Regions from separate parts of the Homo sapiens genome. Here region 1 is linked to region 2. A link is a contact called in ENCODE Hi-C or POLR2A ChIA-PET data. All regions are on one chromosome and are shown on one strand. Each heading gives the region's core, a stretch centred on a gene start or an enhancer-like site at or near the end of the contact. The rest is flanking DNA. Distances are from core to core; before and after follow the strand shown. Region 1 has its middle 180 kb from the start of LINC02533. Region 2 has its middle 37 kb from the start of KU-MEL-3.

What was found. A loop is a pair of places that touch in the nucleus more often than their neighbours do. ChIA-PET counts read pairs that join two places held with the same protein, here RNA polymerase II (POLR2A). Pooled maps may share reads with other maps.
Region 1: a loop to region 2 is called in a pooled map, with 5 times the contacts of the local background. The contact joins two enhancer-like sites. A Hi-C loop is called at or near these places in 2 of 168 maps with a recorded cell type or tissue (mammary epithelial cell and sciatic nerve) and 3 of 50 pooled maps. POLR2A ChIA-PET finds 5 or more read pairs at or near these places in 2 of 52 experiments (A549 and A673).

The regions. Positions count from the first base shown.
Region 1 is chr6:4,311,250-4,316,093 of GRCh38, reverse strand. No RefSeq gene overlaps it. Among named protein-coding and RNA genes, the nearest start is that of LINC02533, 180 kb to the left of the region's middle. Within about 2 kb of position 2,938, at least 16 of the 41 ENCODE cell types and tissues checked have a DNase peak (open chromatin) inside an H3K27ac peak, as active enhancers do.
Region 2 is chr6:4,645,230-4,649,641 of GRCh38, reverse strand. No RefSeq gene overlaps it. Among named protein-coding and RNA genes, the nearest start is that of KU-MEL-3, 37 kb to the right of the region's middle. RefSeq lists a silencer at 1,693-1,987 and an enhancer at 1,693-1,987. Within about 2 kb of position 1,866, at least 11 of the 41 ENCODE cell types and tissues checked have a DNase peak (open chromatin) inside an H3K27ac peak, as active enhancers do.

The DNA.
Region 1 (4,844 bases), core at 1,689-4,188, 330 kb after region 2:
AATGATTCTCCTATTTGAAACACAGCTCAAGCCAACTATCATTGCTTTAAAGGGGAGAATAAAAAGAAAGGCATGCTCACTTAGCATGTGAAATTGTCCTCTATCCTTTGACCTCCTCTGCCTGGCTGTGATATTGTAAGTTGATAGAATACCACCGCATTCCCCTTAGCCACAGAAAATAAAGGAAGGGGCTTCATCAAGAATAGCTTCAAGTGAGGGAGGGAATGATCAGGTTTGCTTTCAGGAAAATGGCTGCAGTGTGTTGGTGTGGAAGATGGATGCTACTCAGGAGACTAGAGTTAGGGAGCCCACTTCGGAGGCTACTGGCACAGTGAAGGTGAGAGGAGATAGAGCCTGAGCTAAAGCTACCTATGGGGGACTGACGTGAAACATGTGCCTGTAATAAATCCAGTGCATTGGTAATAGATTTGGGGGAGGGAATGGATTTGTTGATGCAAGAATTTAGGGAAATTTGAGTGTCTACATAAAATGACTGAAAATATTATGATCCAGGAAAGGTTAAGAACCACTCATTTAAGAAAACCGACAAAGAAAAGAACCACTAACTGGGAGAGAGAATAGCCTTAGATTCTGTATGATGTTCTGCACCTTCTTTTTAAATTCCCCGGCTATTGATCTGGAATTTTATGTATAACTCTAGCACCTGCCAGCAAACTCTAAGGTTAGCCTATGCAAGGAAATGAGGAGAAAGAGTGAAATAACTGTATTTAATGGTTTCTGGTTTGACTCTCTACATGGGGCTTGTGACCTTAGCTAAATTGAAGACTTGGATGACTATGAAGGGGACAATCATGAAGTTGGCCCTGACCCTTGCTTGTAGTTCTTTAAAGTCTTTATAGTAATGATTTTATTAAATAAATAGCTTTGCAAAGCCTGTACAATTATTGTTGTCATAATCATTAATGTAACTTATCAAATGGCAGAGACTACTGAAGCTTGCTTGGTTCCTTAAAAGGCATAGGGAATTGGTGGGAAATGCCAAAATCCTGAAATGGTTTTTCATTACAACAAAAGAGAACAATGAGGATACTGTTGTCAGATATCTCAATGAGGCAAATAAAGTATAGAAAGAATTCTTCTTCTTTTAAAAATGACACTTCTTCTGATTGTAAAAATAACCCATAGGCATTGTAAAAGCTGTAAAAATGTAAAAACAGCAAAAACAAGTAAATAAATGCCAACCATATCCCAACAGCCATACATAATTATTATAAACATTTCGATGTATTTTTCGTCTTTCTTCTAAAAATACTTTTTTGTATAATTGGGAGTAATATTGTATTGTACATAACATTTTTGTATCCTAAGATTTTTTTCACTTAGTATTATAATTATGATCTTTCCTACCATCATTATTTTTCAAAAACATGATTGTAATAGCTATTTTTCCTTCTTTATAAGTGCTCCTTCAGTAGATATATTGTGACGAGTATAAAATATGTTTCTTATGTTCTCAAGATATAGCATTAGTTTTATGTTTAAATGCAATCATAGGAACTGGGCCTTTCTATTGCCTTCTTGTCTCTTTTGTGTAGATCTTTCAGTAGAAGCTCTCTTAAATGACCTTCGCTTAGCTGACTCTCCAGATTAACTGACTGACCTTCTGTTTACTCTATTTTTTCATGACCATGCTGAATCCCTATAGCCCAGTAGTCTACTGTGATACACTGATATACTTTTGCTCTTCCTGTTTTATTTGTATGCTTACCAAGAGTTGATTGGGTTTGTTCCCAACCTGTTTCTGCCACCTGTACATATTATAATGACTACACAATTTAATTATATACTTCAGCAATCCATAAAATCTCAGGATTAAAAGAGTGTAATTTCCATGAACATAAAGTAGAATCCTTCAGAAACAGTCTATAAAGAAAAGTCACTTATTTTTACTGAAAAATAATTGTTTATAAAAATCAATCATTTCTATATACTAGGAATTATAATTTGAAACTGAATGTTAAAAAAACAGCATTTATGATTGTTCACAGGATCTATATGCTGAAAACTATGAAACACAGATGAAAGAAATCAAAGAAATCAAAGATCTAGATAAAAGCAGAGATACACAATGTTCATTGATTGGAAAACTCAACATAGTAAGAATGAAAATTTTCCCCAAACACATTTATAAATTTACTGCAGTTCCAATAAAAAGTTCAGCCATATATGTACACATGCTGATTCTAAATTTCAGGTGAAAAGGAAAAGGAATTAGGATAGCTAAAACAATTTTTGAACAAAAAGAATAAAGTTGGATTAATAACACTACTAAAGTAATCAAGATAGTATAATAGGACTTTTGATTTCAAAATGGCAGAGTAAAAGCAAGCTGGTTTCACTCTCCCCACAAAAACCAAAAACAAATACACAGTACTGAGATTATTGCCAGCAATATCCCAGAACTCAAATATCAGAATGAGACAGTTCCCAGGGCAACAGAGCTGTGAAATCACTCGGGGCAGATAGTAAAAGGACTACCGTATCCATGACACCCTTCCCTCCAAGTCTGCCTGGCACAGCACCAAGCATGAGAAAAATTTCTCCCTGACTCACAGTTTCTACACTGGAAAAAGTGAGACTGAGGTGCACAACCAGCTTCTTTACCAACTTGGGCTCCCTACTACAACAGTCCCTGTCTCAACCCATGGGAAGCATCAGGAGTGCCTGAAAGGAGAAATAACCCTGATTACAGCCAGTGACAAAGGTGGGGGTATTACCATTCCCAGACCCTGAAGCTTTACTATGTAACTAGGCCAAAGGAAATGCCAAATTAGTGTGGCTGTGCAGCAGCACTACACTGTGGAAGGTTTGTTCCACAGGTCCCCTGGGCATAAACTCTTAGCCAGCCTTCCCACACTGCCAGGATGTCCCCTTTGAGATCTCTCCCATTTGGAATGGGCAGCACTCTGGTTGTTTACTACAACTGAGGCAACCCTGGGCTTAAGGCACCATCTAGTGCCAAAAAAGAGGCAACAACATCATTGGGGAAAAAAAAAGATAATCTACAATTAAATTACAAAGCATTTCTAGGAAAACTTATCCAATAAAACCCAAAACAATCCAGGCAGAGAAGACTGAAATAAATAATCCTTCAATGCAAAGATGTAAATGTACATCTACAAAAAACAACAGCAAATGGGGAACCATGACCTCCCCAAATGAACAAAACAATAAACCAGTAACTGACCCTAATGAAACTGCAATATGTATGCTCTCAGATCAAAAACTGAAAATAGCAGTTTTAAGAATACTCAGAAATCTCTAAGATAACACAGAAAAGCAATTGAGAAATTTATCAGAGAAATGTAACAAAAAGATTGAAATAATTAAAAAATCAAACAGAAATCATGGAACTGAGAAATACATTTGCTGAATTAAAAAATGCAACAGAGGCTCTCAACAGCAGAATGGTGATATCAAGCAGAGGAAAGAATCAGTTAAGTTGAAGATAGGCTTTTTGAAAATGCACAGAAAAGAAAAAAATGAAAAGAAACAAAGATCACCTAAAAGATATAAAAAATTACCTTAAAAAACAAAATCTAAGAATTACTGGTGATCAAAACAGAGTTGAGTAAGAATAAGGGATAGAAGGTTTATTCAAAGGCATAATAACAGAAAACTTTTAACACTTGAGGAAAAATAAATAACCAGGTACAGAAAGGTCAGAAAACACCAAGCAGATTCAACTCAAATGAGACTACCCCTGGAATAAAATGTTCTACCCCTAATCAAATGTTCAAGAATAAAAAATAAGTAGAGAATCTTAAAAGCAGCAAGAGAAAAGAAGCAAATAACATATAAAGGAGCTCCAATTGATCAGCCAACAGACCTTTCAATGGAAATCATACAGGCCAGGAGGGGGTAGAATGACATTTTCAAACTTCTGAAAGAAAAAAAAGACTGTCATCCAAGAATACTATATCCAACAGAGCTATCCTTCTAATATGAAGCAGAGAAGTCTTTCCCAAACAACAAAAGCTGTGAGAATTTGTCACCAGACCCATCTGACAAAAAATGCTAAAGAGAGCTCTTCAAACTGAAAGAAAAAAATACTAACATGCAAAAACAAACAAACAAAAAAAAGTGTAAATATATAAAACCCACTGGTAAAATTGAGTACATGACAAACCCAGAATACTCTAATACTGTAATTGTGTTCTGCAATCTACTCATAACTCCAGTAAGAAATCTATTAAAAACAATAATACCTACATCAACCTGCTAAAAGATAGACCACCAAACAATTGTTTTGCATTTATTTCTGGGTCCTCTATTCTTTACCATTGGTCTACGTGTCTGTTTTTATTTCATTACTGTGCTGTTTCAGTTAGTATAACTTTGTCATATATTTTGAAGTCAGGTAGTGTGATCCCTCCACCTTTGCTCTTTTTGCTCAGATTGCTTTGGTTACCTGGAGTATTTTGTGGTTCCAAACAAATTTTAGGATTACTTTTTCTATTTCTGTAATGAATGTCATTGCATTTTGATAGGGATTGAATTGAATCTGTACATTGTTTTGGGTAGCCTGGTCATTATAACAATATTAATTATTTCAATCCATGAACATGGAATGTCCTTCTATTTTGTTTTATCGTGTTCGATTTTTTTCATCAGTATTTTATTGTTTCTCTTGTGGAAGTCTTTCACTACTGTGGTTAAATTTATTTCTCAGTATTTTTTTCTTTGCTATTATAAATTGGATTGCTTTCTTGATTTCTTTTTCAGCCAGCTCGTTGTTAATGTATAGAATCACTACTGATTTGCAGCAGAGAGGTGGGTCTCATTTTTCTAAAAATTTATTCAGCCAGTCTATATATTTTAAT
Region 2 (4,412 bases), core at 617-3,116:
AATAAAAATTAATCTAACACTTCAGTATCAGAATGGGAAAAAGTATGGCTGGAAAACAAGGTTTTCCGAGCCTGGGAGAGGTTACAGACATGATCTCGGGGAATATGCCGTGACTTTGAGTAGTGTGGAAAGCCGCCTTTTATTTTCAGTTAGTTAAAAAAATTCTGCATTTGTTGTATTCTGATGGAATTATTATAAATGTGAAGTTATAAAGCCTGTTGTAATTGAATGAGGAATTGCCACATAAATATGTCCTTAACATCATATTAGATAGTTCTTTACAGTTTTCAAGGAGATTTCATATACATTGCCTTCTTTAAACCTCACTTTAGCTCCGTGAGCCCAGTGTTATTATAGACAGCATCTTCAGTTTGTAGCTGTGTTTCAGCTAAAAGATCTGCTGAGGGTCACACTGGTGGTAAGTACCTGGGGATGGACTACAAACTCATCACTGTCACTAAGAACTCCATAATATACATAGTTGAATCACAAAACAATTTTAAACATGTTGATTTATTTATCTGCTTGTTTTCATAACTATAACCTGATGACTTGAACAGTTGGTAGCAGGATAGAACATATATTGATGTTGCTTTGAATACATTTCAATATCTGTGCAGCAATTACTTGCTGTGTGACCTTGGGAACATTATTTAATTTATCTGAGCCTCTTTTTCTCCACCTGAAAAAGGATATTACTACCTTTCTCATAAGGTTGTTCTTCAGAGTTAACGTAAGTAAAATGCTTATGACAGTACCTAGAAGTTAGTATGGACTCAATAATTGCTTAATATTAGATCATTTTTGTTAACTATACAAATAACTAAGATTATTTGATAATTACTGCCTGCTATCTTTTGTATGAGAACCGCAATACTGCCTCACTATCAAATGATGATATTGAGTTCTCCTAGTGAAATGCTCAGTTAAAAAAGTGACACGTTCATATGTGAACATCAAAGTTAAACTGAAATTACTTTAAAAATTAATTTACTTTTGAAGATCACCTTCCTAGTAATGTGAGTCACTAAGAATCTGAGTACATAGATATAAATCCTGCTTTTGTAAGATAGCATATATGCAGAGAAAAATGTGGATAAGTACATATCAAACAGTTGACAGTGGTTATCTCTAAGGATTGGGATCATGGTAGGGGTGCATTGATCTAATTTATTTATTGTTTTTAGTGCTTTTTTAAAAAATAGAAAGCATATACTGCTTTTATTATCTGAAAAAATATGATTTAAAAATGTTTATGTAAAAAACAAGCCTTACAGAAATCACAGCCTTATCAGAAATGTTTGACATGACTTGCCCCACACCGGCTTCTAGTGAAATGCTCTGAGATCTCCCTGAGGATTGACATCCCGCTGACAGGTCTCTAGTTCTAGGATTTCCAAAGGTACCGATGAACCACTTGTACCATAGAATTTGCATCTGGTTTCCACGTAGGAGGTGTGTTCTGTGGGGCTCCCTGGGCTTGGTAGGCAAAACATTTTAGGAACAGAGAAAATGTGTTGGCTTTAAAGAAGAGATTTCACTGCTGGTCTTTCCAGCTATGACCTGTGACCGGCTGTGGGCATTACTGTAGTCAAAGCCATTTTAGTTAAACATATTTATAAGCAGAGTTAAAAAGGGACTGTGGCTGCTATCTCACACCCCAAGATGACATTCAAGCTTTGCGTTTTCAGTTATTCCTAAAGTTATTTCTAAAACCAATGCTGCACTCAATTTTAGTCTCTCTCTCTCTCCCCTTCCTGCCCATCCGGGGTCTAGCCAAAGCTCCCTTCCTCAACTCCAGCTCCATCTCTCCAGGTTTTCCCTCTGCCCGGTTCTCCCGGGAGCGAGAGGGGGTGGGGACAGGCGGCTTTGGCGTCAACAGCAGCACGAGCTGCGGCTTCCTGCCTCCCCAGGCGGCTTCGGTTCCAAGGGTGCCTGGCTGCCTAGCGTCCCGCAGTGTCCAGGGCTTTCAGACCTCACCTAAGGTCCTAAAGATGTCCTCATTCTCCAGAATGGCACTGCCTCTACCAAGGAGGACACTTTGAAGTGTTGGTCCTGGCTACAGGCGCCCTCTGCTACTGACTGGTACCTGTGAGTCTATATAAAAGCCATAGAGCCAATTCCTCACACCCTCAGCAAATGAAACCTGCCCGTGGGATGCCCTTTGGCTTTTATTTCACGAGTGATCAGAAGCTGGCTACCGCCCTGGTGGCAAGTGTGAGCTTACTGTCACTTACTGTCTGGGCAGCAGTTTATGACATCTGTATGGTTTTAACTCTCAACCTTTACACTCTCTTGAATAACAAACTTGAAAAGAGATGACTCCCGGGAAGAACCTCCCCAATTTTGTTGTTGTTGTTTGTTTGTTTTTCTTCTTTGAGATGGACTCTGACTCTGTTGCCCAGGCTGGAGTGCAGTGGCGTGATCTCGGCTCACTGTAACCTCTGCCTCCTGGGTTCAAGTGATTCTCCCACCTCAGCCTCCCAAGTATCTGGGATTACAGGCACCCGCCATCATGCCCAGCTAATTTTTGTATTTTGTATTTTTAGTAGAGATGGGGTTTTGTCATGTTGGCCAGGCTGGTCTTGAACTCCTGACCTCAGGTGATCCACCTGTCTAGGCCTCCCAATGTGCTGGGATTATAGGGCCAAGAACCGCCTTTCACAGGAATTGAGAACATTTAAAAAGGATGTCATAGGCCATGTTCCGAAGAAAGGGAACCTTATGAGATTATTGATGACAGATTCTGAGGAATTAGCTGAGCTTTCTGATGGGTCATCAGAAATGTGGGTGGGAGACAAAGGCTGTTCCAAAGTGTTCCAGGCCAAGGTCAGAGCAAAACTCGTGCATGTGTTGGGTATCTGGCCCCATTCGAGGTTGCTTTGGCCGGACGTGGTGGCTGACGCCTGTAATCCCAGCACTTTGGGAGGCTGAGGTGGGCAGATCACGAGGTCAGGAGTTAGAGACCAGCCTGGCCAACACAGTGAAACCCCGTCTCTACTAAAGATACAAAAATTAGTTGGGTGTGGTGGTGTGCGCCTGTAGTCCCAGCTACTCGGGAGACTGAGGCAAGAGAATTGCTTGAACCCAGGAGGTGGAGGTTGCAGTAAGCCGAGATTGTGCCACTGCACTCCAGCCTGGGTGACAAAGTGAGACTCTGTCTCAAAAAAAAAAAAAAAAGTAATGATGATAACAATAATCAACTAATGTTTACTGGATACCTGCTATGTGCATGACCTTACTCATTTGGGTCTCACCACAAGCCTAGGCGAAGAAGCCCAAAGCACGTGCCATCCAACATCCCCTAGTCTAGTCCTTATGCTTGCTCTGATGAGATGAGCACAAGGCTGGCTGCAGAGGAGAAAGTTCTTTCCAAGGCTTAAGGTACCCTTTATGTCCTCAGCCTTTATTGAGGGTTGGTGTGAGAAACAGCCCTGTGACAAACATCTCTGAAGGTGTTCTTTATCTGTTATTGACTGCGGTCCATTTCCTTGTCTAGTGGCTTTAAAAGAAAACCATATGTCATAAATTCCTTTGGGAGTTAAAGGTTGTTTCTCTTGATGGTTTTTTGTGCTTCCTTTCATTAGACGGATGTCTTGGTCTAAGGCCTAGAGATTCTGATTCAGTGCGTTTGAGTAGGGTGAGATGACCAGACTTTGAAGATGCCCCCTCCCTTTGAGTCCGAGGCACAGCCAGGGCTAGGAACCCCTCCTGTGGCTCTTGGTCAGCTCCCCCTGTAGTCCCTGATTGGGATCACAGAGCTAAGATTTGTGCTCCTTTTACCTAGGTTTTCTGACAGAATTTTTGCACCCTTTTCATGTCTTGTCTCTTTTCTTGTCTCTTGTCTCTTGCTGTTTTGCTTCCCTTCCCTTAATATTTTTAGAATTCATATATCATTTATTGTAAAATACCTTGTCTGCTTTCAGCATAAAACCAAATGAATGAAAGAATGGGTGTCATTCTCCACCTAAAGTTTCCAACAGGATTTTCCTTAAAACACCTCCTTATTCTTTCTTTCTGTCATTCTTTCACCTACTTTGCTGTTTTTAATTAATTGCTTGACAAAGTAAACATTTATTTACTTTTGAAAGACACTAATGTATTCTAAAGGGAAACTGGCTCCCTCTCAAATGTCTGGAGCCATCATAATTGTGAAGAGACACTGTTCCAGGAGAAGTAGTTCAACCTTGAGATAATGAGAGGGTTGTCTGGAGAGGACCATAATGAGTTCAAAGGAAGGTGCTGGAATAAATGCAGACACAGAGGTTGTTAATGCAATGTAGAGATTGTCTCATCTCATGGCCCTCCCACCCCATTCCACTGATGTCAGTTTAGTTACTTCCCTTGCTTGCGGTATGTCAACATGCAGCAATTATTTTGTTTTTGTTAACAATGATAGGACTTCAGTGCGA